Regions from separate parts of the Mus musculus genome. Here region 1 is linked to region 2. A link is a loop called in an ENCODE intact Hi-C map of the cell type or tissue named here. Cell type or tissue: left cerebral cortex. All regions are shown on one strand. Each heading gives the region's core, and the rest is flanking DNA. Links, peaks and the distances in the headings are about the cores only.

The links. Hi-C counts contacts between places; a loop is a spot of excess contacts. Peaks named below come from ENCODE experiments on the same cell type or tissue, not always from the same donor. Only the 100,000 strongest peaks of a DNase experiment are listed, where the experiment ranks them.
Region 1: a loop joins it to region 2, with 1.9 times the contacts of the local background. A loop is called at or near these places in 2 of 42 quality-filtered maps.

Annotation. Positions count from the first base shown.
Region 1 is chr5:141,050,340-141,062,632 of GRCm38, forward strand. No RefSeq gene overlaps it. Among named protein-coding and RNA genes, the nearest start is that of Gm38730, 8.5 kb to the right of the region's middle. In left cerebral cortex, for the core only: no CTCF peak of the experiment used is centred there; DNase peaks (open chromatin) are centred at 5,793 and 7,999.
Region 2 is chr5:140,951,222-140,963,514 of GRCm38, forward strand. The region is part of intron 1 of Card11 (caspase recruitment domain family, member 11); the gene reads right to left. Among named protein-coding and RNA genes, the nearest start is that of Card11, 43 kb to the right of the region's middle. In left cerebral cortex, for the core only: CTCF peaks have their summits at 4,619, 6,090 (motif pointing left) and 8,224; DNase peaks (open chromatin) are centred at 3,343, 4,728, 8,133 and 9,716.

The DNA of each region.
Region 1 (12,293 bases), core at 1,506-9,505, 99 kb after region 2:
TTTTGCCCATTGTCTCAGAGCACCTCAATAAGGACACACTAGTCATATCATTCCCATAAGCAGATTCTACATAAAGTCCATTGGAACCTTGATTTTTGAACCCAGAGCTCTCCAGTAAGTTTTCCTGAGAAAAGGACCATCAGAGCTGTAATCCAAAGACACCTTCCAGTGGGCTTATCCCACTGAATCAGTTTGAAAATGCTGCCTGCATTTCCACTGCGAAGTGGTTTGCTTTGAAAGTGAACACAGGTTGGAACTTGGTGTGAATCAAAGTTCCTGGAAAGATTCACACCTTCCCCTGAGCCTTCAGCAAGGCTGATAAATTGGTTAGAACTTCTGTGATTCTAAGAGGTTTGGATGATGCAGGTCTAGAGCTTCGTTATGTTTGCCTCATGCTGTCTTCAGCCCCCCTTAATAGCCATCCCTCGACCTCCTGTGTCCGACTTGACATCCTTGTGTGTAATATATAACAGCGCCCTGGCTTCTACCAACCAAAAGGCTAAGGAGTATCCTCAGATAGCATCCATGGCCTGGAACAGAAATTTCTCTGCTTTGCCTAACTTTTTAAAACACTCCCTGCTGTTTCTACCACTGTATGTGAAAAGTGCCTTGATTTTTGACTTCCTGTCTTCCATTACCGTAAGATCTCATCACACTGTTCCCGTACTGTAACACACAGCACTCAGCTGGCACATGCTCCCTGGCCATGGCCACTCATATTTGGCTCCAGAATAAACTCTCTCTTATCACCTTTGAGGGCTGTGTTTCTGTGACTGCAGTGACCTTTTTGGGTCTCCCTGAAGCAGCTGTGGTCATTCATTCATTCATTCATTCATTCTACATCTCAATCACCAGAGGATGGTGGGTGAAGGGTGTGCTTATTTTTTTAATTTCATGGGTATAAGTGTTTTGCCGGCCTGGATACGTGACTGTGCCACATGCATGGCCTGGTGTCTACCAGGACCAGAAGAGACACTAGATTCCTTGGAACTGGAGTTATAGATGGCTGTGATCTGCTAGGTGGGTGCTGGGAACTGAACCCTGGTCCTCAGCAAGAACAAGTGCTTTTAATGACTGCAGTGTTTCTCCGGCCCTGAGGATGAGCTTTGGAGTCCTTTGCTCATGAAAAGTTTCCCTGATTGTTTTGCACAAACTGACAGCAATGTCCCATTGCTGAAGACAGCGCCTACACAACTCATTGGGCATGGAGAAGTCTAGTCAGTGCCTACAAAGAGCCTTGCCCCTACATTCCCGGACTTTTAGAATTCTCCATGCTCTGAAAAGAGAAACATAGACACCAAGCCAGCCACAAGCCCTTTATCTACAATGGTGTCCTGCCTGCAAGATATGCTAGGGTAATGGTGGCACACAGGTTATGGACGTAACCAACCAATAACTGATTTGGCTTAAGCTCGCTCCATGAGATGGAACCCCCAAATGACACCACTTGAATAATCAAGAACCTGAGATGAGATAGCCCCAGGGACCTAGAGTAAAACCAAGTAATACGGGTTCAATGAAAGGAAAAAACACAGTGATCAAATGACTCCTAAGGACATTCTTCTAGACTCATAGAGCAGTGCCTTGCTCAGCCATTATCGGAGAAGCTTCCTCCTGCAGCATCTGGGAAGAAATACAGAGCCACACAGCCAGATGTCACGCAGAGAATAAGAGACCTGGGAACACTCAGCCCTAACTGGGATGTCTCTATCCCTCCCCTCAGGGCTCAGGGAAGCCACGAAAGAGGAGGCAGAGAGAATGGAGGAGCCAGAGGGGGTGGAGGACATCAAGAAAACAAGGCCTCTCAAGCCAACAGGAACAAAGCTCATGTGAACTCACAGAGCCTGGGGCAGCAAGCTCATGGTCTGCATGGGTCTGCACTAGGTCCTCAGTGGATAAACTATGGCTTTAGTGTCCTTATGGAATCCCCGGTTGGGTCTCTGTTTCTTGTGCCTTTTCTTGGATGCTTTCCCTTCTGTTGGTTTGTCTTGCCCTCCCCCCATGAATGAACTAATGAACAAATGAATAAATGAATGAATGAATTAATGAATGAAAACCTAGACCCTAAGGTAAGGTTAACAACTGAAATGTCATTTAAACCTGCTGGGAGGAGGGACAGTCAGTTTTCTCCAATACAGCCACCCTGGGTATATCATGCACTCCAGGGCAGGCCTCATGCTCAGGAGTAGTTGACCAACAGATAATGGCCTCCACAGCTTTGTTTTCCTTTTTCCTTTTGTGCTTTTATTTGGCTATAGTTTGGTGTAGGGTGTTTGTTTCTTTTCTCTTCTCTTCTCTTCTCTTCTCTTCTCTTCTCTTCTCTTCTCTTTTCTTTTCTTTTCTCTTTTCTTCTCTCCTCTCCTCTCCTCTCCTCTTCCCTTCTTTTCTTTTCTTTTCGAGGAAGAACTGAATGATGGGTGGATAGGGATGGGAAGAGGAGCTGGAGAGACTTGGGGGGAGGGAAGAATATGATCAAAATATATTTGAATTTGAAAATTGTTTTAAATAATGAAATAGGATGATGGTGGTGGTGATGATGGTGATGGTAACGATGAATGAACGAATGAATAAAACAATAACCCAATCAATCAGTAAGTAAAGATTTCAGAACTAAATAGATATATGTCCATCACAGGAAGATTACCATAGGTTCGAGTTCAAGGCCTGACTGGGTTACAAAATAACCCCCTATCTCAACAAATAAACTTTAACCATGGCTATCGGCTAGTGTTTCTCAAGGCAGACTAGCTTCTAGAATTTTCCATCATCCCCGGCCTCACACCATACTTGAACTCATGTTTCCAGCATGTCCGTTCTAATAAGGGTGAGAGACACGTCCATTTTCTTCACCGTCACTACCCTAGCATCCACCACAGTACCTGACCCAAGGTAGGCTAAAGAAAACGTGTTTGAATGGAGGGATGGAGTTCCCCTGAGGCGGCAGAAGAGTCTTCATTCCAGGAAGCTTGATAGCTTTCCTTGCTGAGTGTCACAGCACTGGGTAGCAGGGAGCTGGGAATGCTTTCGTCTCTTTGGGACTTCTCGTCCCCGAAAGGACCGGAACAGAGGCATCTCCTCTAGGCTGTTCCTGCTCGTCCAATGGCTCTGCTGGTGGAAGCACGGGGAGCCGGAGGGGGTGGGGCAGTGCCTGGAGAGGTGTGCCGACCCCAGAAAGGCTTTCATTCTTTCAACTGAACCCGCAGACTCCATTGCTCTTCAAACTCCACCACTTCGTGTGCACATGGAAGCTAAGCCTTGCATCTTTAGTTCAACAAATATTTGCTCACTGAACAAGTATAACGGGCTGCTTTGGTGAAAAGCCAGACCCTTTCTCAGGCCTACAAGCTGAGTACAAAAAGAAAGGCCCTCACCACCATCTTCATTCTCTGTCTCCTTCCTTTGGACTACCCATGTGCTGACCTCTGCGAACAACCACATTGATCACTCCAGCAGTGCCTGTCTTCTGATAGCCAGCCTATCTCCTCTCCACTCAAGGCAGGACACACCGAGTGAGATAAGAGTAGCCAGAGGGTCGAGAGATGGATCCACTATTAAAGTGTCTGCTGCATAAACATGAGGAGACAAGTATAGCTCTCCAGCACCTACTTAAAGCCAGGCATGGTGACACGTGCCAGTCACGCCAGCACAGAATGGAGAGGCACAGGCAGGTGCTTCACTGGGGTCTGCTAACTAGCAGATCTATCCAAATTGGTGGACTCCCAGGTCCAGTGAGATAGCCTGTGTCAGAGCATAAGGCAAATGAGGCTGGAGGAAAGGTGTTTGCCATGAACCCTGAAAACCTGTGTTCAATAATCAGAGCTCACATGGTAGAAGAAAAAAACTGACTTTTGCAAGTTATCTTGTGACCTCTACATAGGCATGGTATATCTCAAACCCATGCTCCTTCCCCCAGTAAATAATAAACAAACAAACAAACAAATAAATAAATGCCATAGACAAAATTTTTAAAGGAATGAGGTGACATGTGACAGATGAAATGCACAAACACGTATGCACATGCATGCACACACAGATTTCATGTATGCATGCATACACTCATGCGTGCCCACATGGATGCACACACAGGCATGTTCACACACATGCATGCACAGGCACACACACGTGCACAGGCACACACACACGTGCACATGCATGCACACACAAACATGCTCACACATATGCACTCATGTGCATGCACATACGTACAGGTGTACACACATGATAGGTGCAACCCATTGTTAGCTTGCAGAGAAGAACCAAAGATCAGTTTAGGAAGAAACGAGGAGAAATACTAGGAGGGTTTCAGGAGACGCACAAAAGGGAATTGGCTATGTACACTGGGAACTTGAAATGGACCACTTAGGAGCAGACCCAGGATCTAAGGTCTACCAGCTTTAGAACTGTGGCAGCAGGCATCTCAGACAGGCCCTTGTCCCAAGAACAATTTCTGAGGTCAGAGGGAGAGTCCATCCTTAGCCCTTCTCGTGCTGGGCGGAGAGTCTGTCTTTCGTTTTGATACTATTACAGATCTGTTAATGAACTTATGCCCAGCTTCTCCAACTGAAATCAAGCATGTCCCACTGCCCTGGGGACCACACACCTTCCTGGGTGTCTCTGGCTTTCCAGAATAGGTTAAACTATGGACAGTGGTATGTGGACACACAAACACACTTAAAAGTCAATAAGCATAAGATGGGGTCAATCTAAGCTTTGGTGATTTTTGTCATTTTAGTAAGACCTTTAATAGGCCTTAAATACATTTTTTTTTTTTTTTTTTGTGCAGGCAATAGAGCCACGGCAGGGAAATGAAGCCATCTGTCACATGCACTCCGGCAACGGAAGGAGTAAGTGTTATGTAATAGGGGCGCCAGGCTGCCAAGATACCTGTGCAAATGAAAATTGATTTTCTTGAGAATTCTTCACGTGAAGAAATAAATTAAATCTGCGTTTACTTCTATTTGTTTAAAAACCTCTTTGTTAAAATAAGTACAGCACTATGCAGACGAAATCTAATAAATCAGAGAATACCAAATCACAGGTAACCGTGTTCCATGCAGATAGCAATTGCCCAGAAAACTCTATGGAGTCACACCGTGAAGCCACTTAAAGGTGTGGATTAATTCTATTTATACCAGTGAGACTGATGGACAGATGTGTCTGGGCCTCTTTAAGTCAGTTTTCTTTTATTCTTTTCTAAAGTACTTTTATTATCATCTTAATTTGGAAAAAAAAAAACCCACTGAGTTTCCACTTTGCCTCGAGACAGACACTTTTAACTGGCTATTAAAGTTAATGCAGCTCAAATGGTGCACGAGACGAGGAGGAATCGGAGTTTTCTGTTTCTTTTCTTTCTTCTGATACCAGTGATTGAATGCAGAACTTTGCACATGGGACAAAATGCTCTACCACTGAGCCACGCCCCCAGCCCCTCCCTGGGGGATTCTAGGCAGAGGCTCTACCACTGAGCCACGCCCCCAGCCCCTCTTGGGGGATTCTAGGCATGACTGAGCTACTTTTTTCTTTTAATTTTGAGTCAAAAGTCTCATTAAATTGCCTGGGTTGGCCTTAAACCTGCAATTCTTTAGCCTCAGCCTCTAAGTAACTCGAAACTGGAATTACAGGTCTTGGCTTCATTTTTTGTTGTGTCTGAGTCGAGGTCTCCTTGCTTATGCTCAGACTGGTCTGTAACCCAGGATCCCCCTGCATTCCTCTCCTTAGTGCTTCTAATTGCTTTGCAGAGACCATGAAACCAGGGGGTTCAAATTCTGTTTCTACTGACTGTGGGTGCTCACTTCCTTTTTCCTATTTTGACTTCTGCCTTTCCAAATTCAGTCTGAGCTATTCTTAGAAAGAGGAAGTTCGTGCTCTTTCGACCTCCAGATCAACCTAGCCCAGGTTTTTTTTTTTTTTTTTTTTTTTTGGAACTGGAGGCCCTTGACTTTTGGAACTGAAAGCCTATTGAGTAAAACTAACAGAAGAACCAGAGCTTAGATACATGATACACATCTGTCTCCTGACCCCAATTTCTCGTTTGCTAACTCTCATCTCTTTGTCTTCTCTATCCCCAGTAGGATCTGTGTTCGTGTCACCTAGCAGTGAGCAGGGGCAAGTGACACGCTGGCAGAAGCTCACAGTGCATGGCTGCTGATGCCCCAGTACCAGTCAGTGTGATGAGATGCTCTTGAAACCCTGAAGAGGTTTCTGGAAGCTGAGTCCTGAACATGAACGAGGCATGCAGGAGCCAGACTACAGCGAATCCTTGTCATGGCAGGGCCTTTAGCTCTGTCTTTGGAACATCAGGTGACCCTGGTGAGGAGAAGAGTCACACTTGACTATTAGGAACTGTCATAGTCACTCTTCAGTTGTTATAAAGAGACACCATGGTCAAGGCAACACTTATTAAAGAAAGAACCTAGTTGGCTGCTTGCTTATAGTTTCAGAGGCTTAATCCATTATTATCATGGCTCAGAGAAGGGTGGCACACAGGCAGACATGATGCTGGAGAAGTAGTTGAGAATTCTACTTACGCTATGCTAATCTTCAGGAAGTGAGAGTACTGGGCCCAGCATGGGCTTTGAAACCCAAAGCCCACCCTTAGCGATATACCTCCTCTAATAAGGCCATACCCCTAATCCTTCCCAAACAGTTCCACTAGCTGGAAACAAGCTTTCAAACATCTGAGCCTAGGAGGGCTAGTCTCACATAAGCACGGGAGTCATCATGGTCATCTGAAGGCTGAGAACTCTATGGCTATATCTCAGACCTTCTCTTGGATACTATAGGCAAGCCCTTTACCGCTGAGTCAAGCCTTTAGGTGTTGACTGGGGGATTCTAGGCATGCACTCTACTGTTGACTCCTGTCTCAGCTCTCTTATTGTCAGACCCCAGGCAGGAGCTCTACTGCTTGGCCCATGCCCTCGTTTCCTCCCTGGCAGATTGCACACAGGCACTGTTGAAAGTGTTTGGACTCCAGCAGATGCTGAAGGTGGATGGAGAGAAGCAGGCATGTTTCAGAATGTGTGTGAATACACCCTCACCCGCCATCCCCGTTCAATATTCTCTCTGTGCTTCATCACCGAGACCTTCTTGTGCCCCGCCCCCCGCCATGAGATAGAATTTTTCCATTTGGATTCAAACTGTAAAATTCAATATGATGATTAGAAGCAAAAGAATGTGGCAGTCGGCAATGTTGAATCATCTGATGGCCAGGTTAGCTAAGGCTGTATACCTACCTGACTTCCTGAGGATGACCATTCTGTAGACACCCTTCTGAGCCTCCCTACTGGGAACTTACTTCTGTGATGAAGAAATCTAAGATGCAGAAGGAAGCTGGTCTTTAAGACCAGCTAGGGGTCGGACATGATGTGTTAGGTCTCTGACTGACCCTGGTCCTCAATGCTAATGGCACCTCTCTATATGTGGTGCTTTCGATGTGAAATGTCCCCAATAGGCTTATGTGTTTGGATGCTTGGTCCTCAGATGGTGGTAGTGTTTGAAAAGAGATGGAACTTTGGGGATGGGATATAGAGTCTTGCTGAAGGAAGTATATCACTGGGGGGGGGGGCGCAGGCTTTGAGATTTTATATTCTAGATCCATATCCAGTTCTCTCTGCTTTGAGACTGACAATGTGATGGGACTGGCTAGCCTCATTTCCCACCATCATGCCTTTCCCACCATGATAGAGTACGAGGCAAAATAAACACTTCCTAAACTTCAAAGGAAATTGGAGGTTACAGAACAATTGGGAGCCTCAGTCTGGTACCTCACTCCTCTCCCCAGAGCCTGCCCTGGAAGCTTCCTCCTGGCCCTCATCCTGCTCTTAAGCAACGATAATGCAAGGCCGGTAATCGCTGGCCTTCTCAAGCCGCTATACTATTTTGATTTGGTGACTTCCCTGCAAAAGGCTAACCTTGTATTTTCCTTGGCTTTGTAGGAAGCGCCTCCCAGGAGGTGTTGCAAGGCGGGAAGAGCTCCAAGTTTTCTTGTTTGGATTTTGGCTCATGGGCTTTATTCTGCATCACACACACACATATTCAGCTTGCATGTGTGGGAGTGCACGCATATTCTGAGGTGGAAACCACAGCAGCTGCTCTTCCCAGCCATCTTCCTTCACTGCCTGTGTCTTTGATTTCTGGAGACATGGGTTTGCCATTGTAGCCCAGGATATCCTGGACCTTGTGGAGACCCTCTTACTTCAGTCCCCACCCCCACCCCCCAACTGCTGAGGTTACAAGTATGTGTCACTATGCATCTCTTTCTGATGTTCTTTATTGCAGAAGTTGGCCACACAGTTGCCTTTAGGTTAAATCAATCTCTCTCTCTCTCTCTCTCTCTCTCTCTCTCTCTCTCTCTCTCTCTCTCTCTCTCAGTGCGTGAACATGTATATGTGTTCCCTTGCATATATGTAGGTCAGCATTACCACTGGGTATCTTCCTAGACCACTCTCCATCTTTAAAATCTTTATTTTATGTGCACATCTTTGTGTGTGTCTGAGTAAGTGTATGTGTACCACATATATGCAGGAATCCACAGAGTTTGGAAGAGACTATGGACTTCTTGGAACTGGTGTTACAGATGGTTGTGAGCTGCCATGTGGGTGCTGGGAACTAAACCTTGGTCCTCTGTGAGAACAGCCAGTGCTCTTGATCACTGAGTCATCTCTCTAGCTCCCCTACTCCTTTAATTTTTAAGCCAGAGTCTCCCACTTAACCTAGAATTCGCTGATTCAGCTAAATTGGTAGTTCAGCAAGCTCCAGGGTTCTTCCTGTCTCTGCATCCTCAGTGCTGAGATTATAGGCACACATAGCCATGCCTGGCTTTTTACATCTTGGGTGCTGGTGCTCAAACTCAGGACTTCCAGTTTGCATAGTAAGCATTTAACCTACTGAGCCATCTCCCTAGCTCAATGCTGTTTTTCCTCCCAAAAGACCTATTTTTATTAGTTTTTAATGCATTTGTGCATGTATGCACGTGTGTGTGTTTGTGTGTGAGTGTGTGTCTGTGTGTGTACATGTGTGTTTGTGCTTGTGTGTTAGTGTGCATGCCTAGGGAGTTCGAAAGAGGATAGTGGACTTCCTGAACTGGGGTCACAGGTTTTGAGTCACCCCATGTGGGTGCTGGGAACTGAACTCAGGTCCTCTGCAAGATCAGCAGGCTCGAGTGACCAAGCGGCCAGCTTGTTTCCAGGGGAGTCAATTGTTGCTTGGCGACATCATCTGCAACATGAGACATGGAAGCTCCTAGATCCTCTCCTTCCTGGAATTGGCTCTCAGCTTTGTCTTTACAAGCCTTGTGACCCAGCACCATGTTCCTAGCCTTTCTGTCCCTCATATTATGCATCTGGTAGCCAAGAAAGACTCATGATGAAGTTAGCTTAGGCAATGCATGATGCACGCTGAGAGCAAATCTTGACACAGTCAAGTGAACAAGCCAGTGGTAGATGAGCAAGCCATCATTTACTTGGAGGGCAGGGCTATAGCTCAGGAGCAGAGCACGAGGCTCTAGGTTCATCCCTAGTACTTCTAAGAAAGTAAGAAAACACTGAAATTTTTATGTAAGCGAATAGTAGGCTGTTTCTGGAGAAGCCTATGGAGATGGGAGGTGTTATGTGATATGAAATGTCATCAGAAGCTTAAAAAAGTGTGTGTGCGCGCATGTGTGCGTGAGGGCTTATGTGTATTGAGGCCAGAGGACAACCTCAGGATTGCAGTTCACCTCTCAACTGACCTGGGGTTTACCAACCAAGCAAGACTGTGTGGCCAGTGAGACGCTTGTCTCCACCTCCCAAGCGCAGGGCTTACATGCTCACACCACCACCTTTTCTGTATTGAAGCTTGGGGGAATTGAACTCAGAACCTCATGCTTATAAGGCAAACATTTTACCAACGGAGCCATCTTTTCTTTTCTTTTTAACACATTTTTTAAAGCTACTGCTGACATCCTTTGAACTGTATTTTCATAGTCCAATGGCTCTGCCCAGCCCATAAACAGATTGGAACTAATTATGTGCATCTGTAGGACTTACATCCTATTTCCCCATGGCTAGAGAGCAGTGGGATGTCTTTGACACTGAAGAGCTAGAATGTGGAAGGCAACATGAAGTACTGACTGATGGGTTGCCCCCTCTCCACGAGTCTGTTGAACTGCTCTGTAGGGTGAGAGATCCCTGTCCCTGTCCCAGGGTTTCAGCAGGGTCTCTGTCGAGGAGTATTTGCATAGAGAATGCAGAGAGATAGAGGGATAGCACTGTGTGTGTGTGTACACGCTCAGTTGTGCATTGGTGTGCATGCCTGTGAGGGTGTGCTTGGAGGCCCGAGGTCAGTCTTCCCTCAGGACACTGCCTGTTTTGATTTTGGGGGGCGGGGTCTCTTCACTGGTTAGGAGCTTGCTGACCCAGCTGGGCTAGTTGACCACTAGGCTCCGGGGATCCATCTATCATTGCCTGTCGAGCAACCATATAACAAGCATGAACTACTACACCTGGTTTTCTTTTTTGGGTGGGTTCTGGGGATCAAAGTTTGGTCCTCAAGCTTGCTCAGTAAGCACTTTGCCTCTGAGCCCTCTCCTCAGCCTCAAAGCAATGTCATTTCTTTCTTCTAAAATTATTTTATTTATTTTTTTCTTAGTGTGCACGCATGCACATTGCCCTGGTATACTTTTGGAGGTGTGCTGATAAAATTCCTTCCCTGAGGGAGTTGTCAATATATCCTCCAGAGGTCCCCAGGACAAACCAAGGTGCTATCTTCCAAAGTTCCTTCCAGGGAACCACTGAATTTCCTAGGCCGACTTACAGAAATCAGGTGCAGGGAGTTTCAGGATCCTGGGTAGCCTTAAAACAGCCAGTGTGGCTACAGCGTGCTGCATCCAGCATGGGCGGTGGCTCCCTATTTTATAAACTGACTACATGATCCTCCATGGTATGGCTAAGGGGAAAGTGCCCCCCCAATTAGTTCATTCATTTACTCATTTTACATCCTGATCACAACCTCCCAGTTCCCCCATGGCCCCTCCCCATCCCTCTCTCCCTTCATCTCTGAGAATGGAGAGGTCCCTCCTGGGTACCAACCCACCCTGGCACCGAAGACCTTTACCAACTCTACATCTGACAGAGGGCTGATAGCCAAAATATATAAAGAACTCAAGAAGTTAAACACCAACAAACCAAGTAACTCAATTTTAAAATGGGGTACAGAGCTAAAAAGAGAATTTTCAACAGAGGAATCTCTAATGGCCGAGAAGCACTTAAAGAAATGTCCAACGTCCTTAGTTAACAGGGAAATGCCAATCAAAACGACTCTGACATTCTACCTTATATGCAACTGAATGGCTAAGATAAAAAGCGCAGGCAACAGCCCATGCTGGCAAGGATATGAAGCGAGGGGAACACTCCTCCATTGCTGTGGGACTACAAACTGGTACAACTACTCTGGAAATCAATTTGGCATTTTCTCAGCTATACCACTTCTAGACATATAGCCAAAGGAGGTAGTTGGATACTCAGGTGAGGGTCCTACGACCTCACCCTCTCCGTCCTTTCAAAAAGGAAGGACAGCAACAATCCCAGCTGTGACAATCTTTGTAGAGAAGGCACAGCCAAACTCCTCAAAATGGCGTCAGTTTGGCTCCAAGAAGAGTCCTGTTCAGCAAGGCTAGAGGACAAATTTCAGGAGCTGGCTTTACTCTTCCATTGCGGACTGAACGAGGACTGTCAGGCTTGTTCAGCAAGAGATTTACCCACTGAGTCATTTCTAAAGCAGGTCTTACTTATGTGTCAGACCTTGTCTTTAGTATGAACTCCACCAGCCTAGATGCCCAGGCTCAACCCAAGTGCCAGGGAAGAAGGAGGTCATATCTGAGGGTAGGCTTTTCTACCTGATGCAGCCAGACAGGATGCCTGGGGCTCAGAGGATATGGAATGTCTGAATCATGGGTGTTGAGGCTGAGAGTGTAACACAGCCAAGGTCCACATGTCCTCACCAGAGTGACCACAATCCGGGGCTGGTTAGACAGGAAAAGCAAATGCATGCTGGGTTTTCCCAATGTGGGTACTGAAGGACAGGAAGTCACCAGGGTGCGAGTAAAAGGAGGTCTGGACCACAGGATGAGGTGACTGACAGCTGTGAATGTTATCTCTGTCCCGATCTGTGGCTTTCTGTAGGAGGGTCAGACATAGCAGCAGTTGGAGAAAATGACCAGGAGCCGATGTAAACAAGCTCTGAACATTCCAGATGTGGGTCTTAGTGGTGGCTCTGATGTTAGCTATGCAAATATGAACATTTGGCTTACGTTCTTC
Region 2 (12,293 bases), core at 1,781-9,780:
CCTTAACAAAGTACCAACAGAGTTGGAAGAGGCAGCAGGGTTTGTCCCCTAAGGCCACTGACACCTTGGTTTTGGACCTCAAATTCCATGCTGTGAGAGAATCAATGCCTCTCTCATTGGCAGCAGCGGAGTAGAGAAACTCTCTGAGACCACGGGGGAGGGGTACCTGGAAAACCCTTCAGGGAAGATGGCAGCCACTGAGTCCTGCAGAAAAGGAGGAGGCATTGGAGCAAGATTGCATGCTCGTACCACAGGGTACAAGTCTAAGCGTGACAGCAAGGATGCTTCTGATGTAGCAGGAAAGACAGCTACACACAGTAGCACTCCTGAAGAAGCTTGGGGCCCTGTAAACATAGCCCCTTGTTTCACTAGGGACTGCTGGCTCAAACCTGGATCCCCGAGCATCACAGAGCTTAAGCAACGAGGCACAAGCTCCATTTTCAGAGTGGGTAGCGGTCTTTCTTGTTTAAGCCCACCATAAACCAATTCAAGGGACTCAGATACATCCTGGCCCTGTTTGTGTTATTTATTTCCGCGTTGAAACTGTGATTCTAAACAGCCCAGGCCCTCCCCTGCTGACTCAGCTGCCTGAGCCCAAACTCATAAAATCCTATTTCAGAAAGGCCCAATGATTTTATTTTCTGATCATAAATATGAAATTTAATTAGCAGCTTGCTGCTAATGAAGTCGCCATGGAAGCCAGAGTGGAGACTCAGAGTCACATAAAGCGGAGCCCAGCATCCTGTTAACTCTCCCCTCCCCTGTCCACCTGTCCCTGGCTGGGACTTTCCCATGGCCACATGCTGCAGTTAGCTGTAGACAGAAGAGGGGGAGTTTGCGGCCAGGATGAGAAACAGGTTCTCACTCAGGTCCTCACCGTGTCTCCACCTCCAATCTCTGTGTGTTTCTACACACAGTAGCCACATATTCTATCTGGTAGTTAATGTTATGTGTCAGTTTGATTGAGCCGAGGGCTGTTCAGACAGCTGGGGTGAGAGATATCTGGGTGTGTCTTAAAAAGTATGAGCATTTGATATGGACTGGGTGAAGAACGCACACTGTCATCAGCATCAGTGGGCACTACAGATCTATTCACGGTAAGACACCAGCAGGTCAGACCTGATAGTTAATCTTGGTAGTCACTCTCCCAGCATTTAGAAGCACCAATTAGATAAACTGAGGAAGGGGACCCACCCTGGACGTTTGTAACACCATCCTATGGACTGAGGTCCTGAAGCAGAACTGAACACTAGCGGTCATCTCTCGCTGCTTCTTGATTGCAGTTGCAGAGTGGCCAGCTGCCTCACACTCTGCAGCCCTACCTTCCCCGCTGTGATGGACTGCACCCTTGAAGTGTGAGCTACAATAAACCCTTCCCCACTTAAGTTGCCTTTACCAGGTATAGTGTCTCTTCAAGAACGTAAGTAACTCATTCAGGAGGGCTCTCTCTTGTACTGTGTCTTCCTCTTCTGCCTCAGACTGCAGAGCCTTTGGACTCCGGGGCTCCATTGGTATCCCTTGCTCTCAGACCTTTGCACTCGGAGTGGATCAGCCACTGGATTTTCAGATTCTGCAGCATGCTGGGTGTGTTTTGTGGGACCAATTCCTTAGAAAATTGGCATTTTCTCATCTCCGTAAGTCCTGTTAGTTCTGTGTCCCTTGCTGGCCAGCTTCATCTACCTGTAGCCACAGCCTGGCTTGCATCTTCTCTTCACAAGCCTTCTAAAGAAGTCCTGTCCAAGGGCATTAGGGGGAGACCAGGTACAATGTGGTGTGGCAGCCAAGAAGCTTAAAACCCCCCAGTGGATCTCAGAAATTTTGGCTCTACTGTGAAATATGAGATGGTAGCCAAGGAACAAACAGCTGGGTCCATTATGTCCCACCATTGATGTGGATATGAGGTCATGGAGAAGGGACCCCAGCTTATCCTTCTCATGGGGATTTTTAAGTTTCTTCTGCCCATGGCCCAAAAGGTCAGCAGGACTCTGCAGGCTCTCCTCTGCATTCAAAGCTTACCCTGTTCCTCCAGCTACATCTACGTCTGGCCTTTCCATGAAACAGGGAAGATGACACCCATTGAAAGCAGGATCTAAATGTATTTCTAAAGTCCAAGTCTGGAATTTCATTATCATCATCCTTCTGTGTGAGTTCTTTGTTAAATCCAAAGTGCAGGGGATGGGGGCGTGGCTCTGCAGCAGAGCTTCTGCCTAGAACCCTATGAGGGGTTAGGGCCATGGATGAGTTGTAAAAACTTGCTTAGAATCCCCCAGGGAGGGGCTGGGAGTGTGGCTCAGTGGTACAGCACCTGCCTAGAATCCCACAGTGAGGGGCTGGGGTGTGGCTCAGTGGTAGAGCCCCTGCCTAGAATCCCCCAGTGAGGGTCTGGGGTGTGGGTCAGTGATACAGCACCTGCTTAGCATGTATAAGGTAGTGAGTTTTGTCCCTGGCACCAAAAACCAACCAACCAACCAACCAACCAAAAATACATAAATAAAAGAATTACAAAATGAAGAATTATCTAACTTCTCAATAAATGAAGAGTAAGCCAACCAGATGTGACAGTACATGCCTATAATCCCAGTGCTTGAGAGACAGAAACAGGAAGATTGTGAGTACCAGGATAGCCTGGGCTACACAGCAAGACCTTGCTTCAAGAAGGAGCATCCAACAAACCAGCCAGATGACCCCATATATAATATAAGAAGCTGAAATAAACACTCGAGTGTAAATATCTCAAACATGCTGGGAAGTTCACCCGGTCAGTGCTGACATCATCCTAGTCCCCAGGAGTGTGTTTACACACAGGGGTTTTTGCATGACTGTGTTTGAAATCCCTGCCTGCAAAGATGGCATGAGGCTGTTGTTGTTTTATTTTTTACCTATGCAGAGGTTCTGCCTGGACAATTGATCCTGTGTGCTATGTACACGGGAGAAGGCACGCAGACCTACCTACCCACTGTGAACACTGGACACTGGTTCCATGGGAGGATAACAGAGTCTGCAGCAAGTCACTGTAGAGCTTGTCTGCAGTCAGAGCACATATTACATTCTAGAAAAAAGTTTATGGTGGAAAGTAATAGAGTTTTTTTTGGAGGGATTTAAAAACTTGTAAGCTTCCTGCATTTGGGTTTTGGCTCCTGAACAAGACAGAAGAACCCATGTTTTGACCCCTTGAGGCTCTGTAGGAGTTTTCCTGGGTGAGTACTGACATGTCTAGGGTACTGTAGCCAGAATAAGTGCTCTAAGCAAATGTTCTACAACCATCCCTCAGGCATGGCTGTTCAACGGGTACAGATGGCTGAAAACATCAAATGCTTGGAAGAAAGATGAGCTTTTGAAAACCATCCCTGTTTCTCTTCACTTTCTGGGCTCAGTGTCTTATGCAAACCCCATCTCCCAGTCTCAAATGAAACCTTGTGAAACCAAGTGGGTTGCAGCCTCAGCACCAGTAGGAGCTCCAGCATCAGCGTCATCATCATTAGCAGCAGCAGCATCGCCATCTCCATCAGTGTCAGCACTATCCCCAGCATCAGCATCATCACCAACATCTTCATCAACTTTAGCATCAGCACTATCGTCAGCATCATCACCAATATCTCCATCAGCTTTAGCATCTGCTCCATCATCAGCGTCAGCACCATCTTCATCATCATCATCATCATCATCAACAACAACAACATCTTCACCACCTTTAGTATCAGCACTAGCATCAGCATCAGCAGCAACATCTCCATCAGTATCATCCTCAGCATCATCACCAACATCTCCATCAACTTTAGCATCAGCATCAGCACCAGCATCAGTGTCAGCACTATCTTCAGCATCTCACCAAAAGATGTCCACCAGTTTAGCACAATCATCAGCACCAGCATCATCACCAACATCTTCACCAGCTTTAGCACCAGCACCATCATCAGCATCATCACCAAGATCTCCCATAAGCTTTACTTTCAGTACCAACATCAGCGTCACTATTAGCAACATCATCAACATCAGCACCACCAGTTCCAGAATCAGCATCAAAATCGACATCCATATCAACTTCAGCATCACCCAAAACTTGTTAGAATTACAACTTCTCAAGCTTGCCCGGATACTCTAAATCCAATAGTGATAATGTAATATTAGACTCTAGTCTCTGGGGCCTGAAAGGTAGCTCTGTGGTTAAGAGGACAGATTTCTCTTCTAGAAGATCCAGGTTTGATTCTCAGCACCCATGTGGTGGCTCACAACTATCTGTAACTCTAATTCCAAGGGATCCAATGCCTTCTCCTGGCCTCCACCGGCACTTGGCATGTGTGTGCTAGACAGTCATATGTTAGGAAAGACATCAATACACATTAAAAGGTAGATCTTAAAAGAAAGAATTTTAAACTCTGCCCAAGCCTCAGTGTGGCAGCAGCCCTCTCTTACTCTTTTAAACAACAGACATTCTATGGAGGTGTTTTCTGTGACTCTTTAATTAGCAGACAGTCCTGGGGAAAGAGTCTTTCACCTGAGAAGTAAATTAGCCAATACCCACTTTGATGTTAGCTTACTTACTTGTAACAAAATACTTAAATTTAGGGAAGAAAGCATTTATTTTGTTCACACAGTTCAACATGGTGGGGAAGGCCTGGTGGCAGGAATGTGGAATGGCTTGTCACATTGTATCCTCAACTGAACATATTGTGTGCACAGCTGGTCACATTGTCATCACAGTCAGAAAGCAGAGAGAGAGAGAGAGAGAGACCAGGTTGGCACTCAGTTCACTGTCTCCTTTTTATTCAGTCTGAGATGCCATCCCACTTCATGATGGGTCTTCCTACCTCAGTGAGCCTAATCCATATGTGCAGAAGTTCGGCTCCAAGGAGATTCTAGATTTGACAATAAAAGCTATCACAGTAACACACGGAGGCCTCCAGCTTTCTATCCTCCTGCCTCAGCTCCTCAAGTGCTAGGGTAATAGGCATGTGCCACCACACCTGCTGAGGGATATTTATCACAATATGGGATGAAGCTTTGATGTGCATGACATTTCTCAGACTGAAGAGAAACGATACAGGAAAAGGCTTTGATGCACACGAAGGGCTGAAGAGTCTTTGATACGAAAGGTATAGAGTTAATGAAATATTCTAAAGTCATTCTTAATGTCCTTCTAATATGACTGCCTAAAGCCAAAATAGCAATGCACTGTGCAGTGTATGATAAAGGTAGAAGACAGTAGCACAAAGGACAACAGAGGGTTAATGAAATGGATATGTGGTCATAAGATTCTATGGTGTATGTGAAGTCATATAACATTATTACAAAATAGTCTAGGGTAACTTAAAGACCCACTTTAAACGCCACAGAGGAGCAGTGAGCGCACAAGAGATAAAACACAGAGCCAGGGTAACAAGTCAGTGGAGAGAAGCCGAGAGAACATCAGAACAGCCCTGGGTGCGCCCACAGACAGCAAGAAAGAGCCAAGGACGTGGCCTACTGAAAAATGTCTCTTGGTAAAGCATGAGGACCTGAGTTTAGAGCTTTAGAACCCGTGCTTAAATAAACCAGGTGTGGCTGTACCTGCACTGTAACCCCAGTGCCTGGGGTTGTCGGGGAGGGGTGGGGTGGGGAGGCAAGAGGATCTCTGGGGCTCACTGACAAGTCAGGTCACCTGACTAGCTGAGCTTTGGGTTCGGTGAGTGACTTGTCTTCAAAATAAGGTAGAGAATGATAGAAGAAGACACCTGATGTCAACCTCAATACGCATGTGCACACAGACAGACAGACAGACAGACACACACACACACAGAGAGGCAAAGAATATAGGGAAAATGAAATGGAGCAAGGAGGAGATGTGTTAGAAGGAAAACACGCATAGGTGACAAGAGTGGATGGAAAAGATAGCAATGGTTGCTGATTACCAACACACACACACACACACACACACACACACACACACACACACACACACACACACACACACACACAGAGTAAAGACCCAGAGAAAGGGGCTGGAGACATGGCTCCGTTAAGAACGCTGGTTGCTCCTGCCCAGGACCAAAGTTCAGTTCCTAGAACCCATATAGTGACTCACAACTCCAGTTCTAGGGGATCCAATGCCCTCTTCTGGCCTCCACAGGTACTGCATGAATATGGTACATAGACAAACATGCAGGCGAAATGCTTGTACATGTACCACCCCCACCTTTAAATTATCTAAGACCCAGAAAAGAGAAAACGGAGGGAAACACTATGCACACACACACACACACACACACACACACACACACACAGCCATATTAAGGACAGACAAGAAGACATTGCCAGTTATAAGAAGCACCCTTCACAGATACACTGTCAATTCACAAGAAGAGAAAAGAATCTGAAATCTGTATCCAGATACAAAACTCAGGCAGCAGGAAAGCTGAAAGAGATGAGTTTGCCTACTGCCTGTCTGCCTGCCTGTCTGCCTGCCTGTCTGCCTGTCTGCCTGTCTGCCTGCCTGCCTGCCTGTCTGCCTGCCTGCCTGCCTGTCTGCCTGTCTGCCTGTCTGCCTGTCTGCCTGTCTGCCTGTCTGCCTGTCTGCCTGCCTGCCTGCCTGCCTGCCTGCCTGCCTGCCTGCCTGCCTGTCTGCCTGCCTGCCTGTCTGCCTGTCTGCCTGTCTGCCTGTCTGCCTGTCTGCCTGTCTGCCTGTCTGCCTGTCTGCCTGCCTGCCTGCCTGCCTGCCTGCCTGTCTGTCTGCCTGTCTGCCTGTCTGCCTACTGCCTGTCTGCCTGTCTGCCTGTCTGCCTGTCTGCCTGTCTGCCTGTCTGCCTGCCTGCCTGCCTGCCTGCCTGCCTGCCTGCCTGCCTGTCTGTCTGTCTGTCTGTCTGTCTGCCTGTCTGCCTGTCTGCCTGCCTGCCTGCCTGCCTGCCTGTCTGTCTGTCTGTCTGTCTGTCTGCCTGTCTGCCTGTCTGCCTCCTTCTGTAATCCCCATCCCCCCTCCCTTCCTTCTTCTCATCTTCATAATGGATAGTGTTTGTGTGTGCGTGTGCTCATGTAAGTGGAGGTCAGAGGTCAATCTTGGGTGCCGTTTCCCAGGCACTGTCTTCTTTATTTCCTGACATGGGGGTCCCTCACTGGCCGGGAACTCACTGATTTTCTTGGCTTGCCAGTGAGTGGGACCCAGGGATATGCCCATCTTCATCTCTTAAGGGAGGACCCCATATTTTTCTTAAATATGGGCACTGAGGACTGAACTTGGATCCTTGTGTCTGATGAAAGCCAACACAAAGCTTTGTGGATTTCCTTGTACAGTATTTATCCAGTTCAATCGTCCTCCTTTGCTAAATGTTAGGGCTAGAAGATAAAAAGCAAGGTCATGGAAGATTAGAATAATATTATGGATTACCTAGACCTAACTGACAGTCACAAATCAGGACTGTAGGAACCACAGCATTTGGGTGACTGAAGCAGGAGGATTGTGAGTTTGAGTCCAGGCTGGAATACACAGTGAATTCAAGACCATCCTGGATGCTCACACTAGTCCATTTTATTCAACATACTAGAGTTCCCAGCCAATCTAAAAAGGCAAGAAAGAGAAATAAGAGGGTGGAATTTGGAAAGAAATAATATAGTTGTCATTTTTTTGCAGACAACACAATTTCCCTAAATATCTAAAAGGAGCTACAAAAAATTTCCTGGAATCAGTTAACGATAACCAACAACAAATATTCACCAAGTTAGCAAGGTTATAGGACAGAAGATCAATATACAACACTCAAGAAAACCTGACATATAAAAACATATGATGCTTAAGATTTAAGTGTATAAACGATGTCCACATTGAAAATACAAGGACATGCTAAGAAAAGTCAAGGAGCCTTAAATCAAATGGAAGGGATATACCATGTCCATGGGCTGTATGATTGTTCAACTTGTTAATGATCTTAGGATCTGGAGTCTCGGAAAATTCTAGTCTAATCTTGATTTTTTGTTGTTGTTGTTGTTGAGTGTTAGCAAAATAATTTTTAAATGCATATTAAGAAGCTAGAGGGCTGAGGAGAGGGTTCAGTGATGAAGAGTGCTGGCTCAGCATGCATGAGGACTGGCATTTGAATCTGCAGGAATCATGTGAAAAGCTGGAATGGCTGCACTGGGCTGTACGCCCAGCAAGTGTGGGTGGGCGGAGACAGGAGTCTGGAGCCTGCCAACCTACCCACAGGTGAAGCTGACGGGCTTCTAGCTCAGTGAGAACATGACTCAAGCCAACACGCAGAGGGCGATAGAGGAAGGTACTAGACATCCTACTCTGGACTCTGCATGCCTGCACATTGGTGTGAACCCGTGTACTCACATGCATGTGCCACACAACAGAAGGAAAGAAAAGCAAGGGACTGAATAGCCAGAGGTTCTTCTATGACCAGGTTTCAAGGGCTGCTGTTGACTGTGATGTCACTCGAATCAAGACATAGTGAGTGGGGTTTGGGGGGTCAAGCTAAATAAATAGTAAGTGGGTGACTCAGATGGAGAAGCCGTTGCCAGAGACTGAAAGTAGATGCACATTTATAAAGTCCATTAATTTGGACGAGGGCACCAGAATAACTTGGTGTCGAGAGAGGTCTTTCAAGCCGGGAACTGCAGCTATCTGCGAGGGCAGCTATCTGCAGGGGAAGGCAAACCTCAAGCCCTATCCCTTAGTGGACATGAAGCAGCGTAAGACAGATTGAAGGCTTTGGTGCATGTGCAGAAGTGTATGGCTTATGTGAGCGTGTGTGCACACATGCAAGTGCATTGTGTGGAGGCTGATGTTAACATCTGGGTGTCTTCATCAACTTGTCACCACTTTCTATACTAACTTCTAAGGTTTATTTTATTTTATTTTATTTTATTTTATTTTATTTTATTTTATGTGTATGAATGCTTTGCCTGCATGGATATATGTGGACCATGTACATGTCTGTGTTCACTGAGGTCAGAGGAAGGGTGTGGGAGCCACTGGAACTGGACTTAGAGATGGCTGTGAATCTCCCATGTAGATGCTGGAAACTGACCCTGGCTTCTCTGCCAAAGGAACAAGTGCTCTTAACCAGATTGCCGAGCGATCTCTCCAGCTTCCATTTTGTATTTTTAAAAGATTTTTAGTTTTGAAATTATGTGTGCCTATGTGTGGGTTTGTGCACATGAGTGCAGGTACCTGCAGAGGTTGGAAAACGGTCTTGGATTCCCTGGAGCTGATGTTGCAGGTGGTTGTGAGCTGCTCAGGGCTAGGCACTGGGTATTGAACTTGGGTCTTCTGCAAGAGCAGTGTGTGCTTTTAATCTCCAAACCACATCCCTAGCCGAATTGCTTTATTTTTAAAAAATCAATTACTTAATTTATTCATTTTACATCTAGATTGTGCCCCTCCATCCCTCCTCTTTTCCCATCCCACTCCTCCAAATTCCTTCTCCCATTAACCCTTCCCCTTCTCCTTAGAGAATGGGAAGCCCCCCTGGGTACCAACCTACCCTGAGACATCCAGTCACCATAGGCCCCAGTGCAACCTCTCCAACTGAGGCCAAAGTAGGTAGTCCAGTTAGGGGAAGGGATCCGATAGCAGGCAGCAGAGTTAGGGGCTGCCACTGAGCCCGGGGCTTGTTAATCGGCTAGGCTGGTTGGCCAATGAGGATCTGCCTGCCTCCGTCTTTACAGAGTTGAGGTTACAGACACAGGCTGCCAGGCTTAGCTTCTACGTGGATGCCAACTTGGGAGGCTCCCCACACTTCAAGTGTCTGTCTCCTCAACAGCCCCAGACTGCAGACTTGGAAGTCAAATGCAAAGCTACAGATTTCCAGGAAGAAAATCTAAGACTTGAGGGAGCTGGAGAGCTGGCTCAGTGGCTAAGAGCACTGACTGCTCTTGCAGAGGTCCTGAGTTCAATTCTCAGCAACCACATGGTGGCTCACAGCCATCCGTAATAGAATCGGATGCCCCCTTCTGGTGTGTCTGAAGACAGCTGCAGTGCACTCATATACATTAAATAAATGAACCTTAAAACAAAGCTTTAATTGTACTTTTGAGGTCTCACCATGTGGCCCAGGCAGATTTCCATCTCTCTGTGCTCCTGCCCGGCATCCTGGATGTTGGAATTACAGGTGTGTACGTCATCACACCTGGCATAAAACAACCTCTATGATCACGGGGTTGGCAAAGATGATCTCAGAACCTTCCAGAAAGCACTGAGCCACACGCTGGGGAAGAAATTCGTCAAAATAAGCAATTGTGTGCCAGAAATGATACTACTAATAAGAGCAGTTAAGCCATTGCCTGGAGAAAATAGTTTCAAGACATATAGCTGACAAAATATTGTTTGCTTACCAGCATTAAGAACGAATAACCCAATAAGAAGTGTGCAAAGGTTTAAACAGACGCTTCAGAAAAAAAGAGACACAAATGACCAATAAATTCTGAAGAAAACGCTCCGAGCCATGTGTCATCAGGTCATGCAAATTAAAAGTCCAGTAAAGGGGGGGCTCGTGGGATAGCTCAGTGGGGAAAATGCTTGCTGTGTAAGAATGAATCCCCAGAGCCCGTGATAGTGCACTTCTGTAATCCCAGCGTTCCTCCAGCAAGATGGGAGGTGGAGACGAGCTAATCTCTGGAAGCTCTCAGGCTAGAAGACTGGCACAGGCAACAGTAAACAAGAGATCCCACATCAAACAAGGTGGAAAGCAAAAACCAGCTCACAAGGTCGTCCTCTGACCTCCATTGCACGCTGTGGAATACATGCTCCTCTAGTCCCACATCTCACATACACACATGCATGCAGAAGCGTGGGTACACGCACACTCACACACACTCACGCACACACACACATACGCACATATACATACATACACACACGCATGCGTACACACACACACACACACACACACACACACACACACACACATGCGCATGCACACACACACCCCTGATAGCATGGTTTAGGTTTAGGACTCCAGTGTGTCAGGCGTGTGGCAACTGAAACAGTTGACACAAAAGGTGGGGGCAGGCCTGAAACAACACAGCTCTTTGGGAAATTAAAGAACTTGATGCCTGGGACTCAGCAGACATCTGAAGATCTAAGACTCAAGAGCCTGTGAATTAAACACATGCGTTTATTATCATCGACTGCATGTGTTTGTGGATACGTGTCCATGATGTGTGTGTGTAGGTCAGAGGACAACTCTGTGGAGATCAAACGCACGTCGTGAGACTTGTGCAGCGAACACCGTTACCTGCGCCATCATTTTAGGGCCCCTTTAAAAAATTTTGGGACAGGGTCTCAAGTAGTCCAGGTTGGCTTTGAATTAGCTATGTAGCATAACAGGCATGCATGGCCACACCTTGTTCATGAAGTTTTGCTGAGGGAACCCAGGGCTCCCTGCATGCTAAGCAGCCCTCTATCAACTGATTTCAAGCCCAGATGGTATGGATTTACGTGGGAGGAATGAAGACACGTCCACGGAAGGGATTTGTGCATGAATACCTGAATGGCCCCACCTCTAACATCTACCCGTAGGAGGGAGGGTCAGCAAATCATGGCAAGAAAATAGTAATAAAAGCGAGAGAACAAAGGCTCATGCACAACAGCATGCAAGATTCTCAAAACTGAGCTGAAAGGAGCTAGGGCTCAGCTGGTGTGCTGTTAGGAGGATGAGGCCAGGGGATGGAGAGTTTGAGGCCCGCTGGGGCTATGTGGCAAGACCTAGTCTCAAAAAACAAAAAAACAAAAAAACAAAAAAAAACCCCAAACCAAACCAAACCCCCCCAGAGGGGGCTGGGGAGAAAGAAGAGGAACTAGAGAGAGAAGTAGGGGCTGACTGTGTGGCTCTGCGTGTCTCTCAGAAATTTACTCTAAAACTCAGGCACAGGTTAGAACACCCACTTGAGAAGCCCTGGTAAGAGGAATCAAGGTCTCATCCCCGACACACGCTGCGCCCCCTACTGGCAACCACAGCTATTGCCAGCTATTGGCAACCTCTGGGATACTGGAGCTCATGGGAGCTGCCCGCGCTGGCATGGGGGTTGGCTCCGTCCAAAGTGCAGATCAGTGAGCTAAGTTAATGACATTGCTATGTCATGGTGAGTGGCTCTTACAGACCTTGCTGTTCCTTGGCCGCCACTCCCGGGCCTTTTTTCTTCTCTGAAAAGAGTCAGATTCAGACACCCCAGAGCACATTTGGGCTCCATCCGTGAAACCCTTCAGTCACATCACTCATTTTCTTGACTTTATGGTATAGCACAACACAGATTTGTTTGCTCGATTCACTGAAATTACCTGAAGATACAAGGAGGTTCTTGATCCACTCCAGACTGGGAAC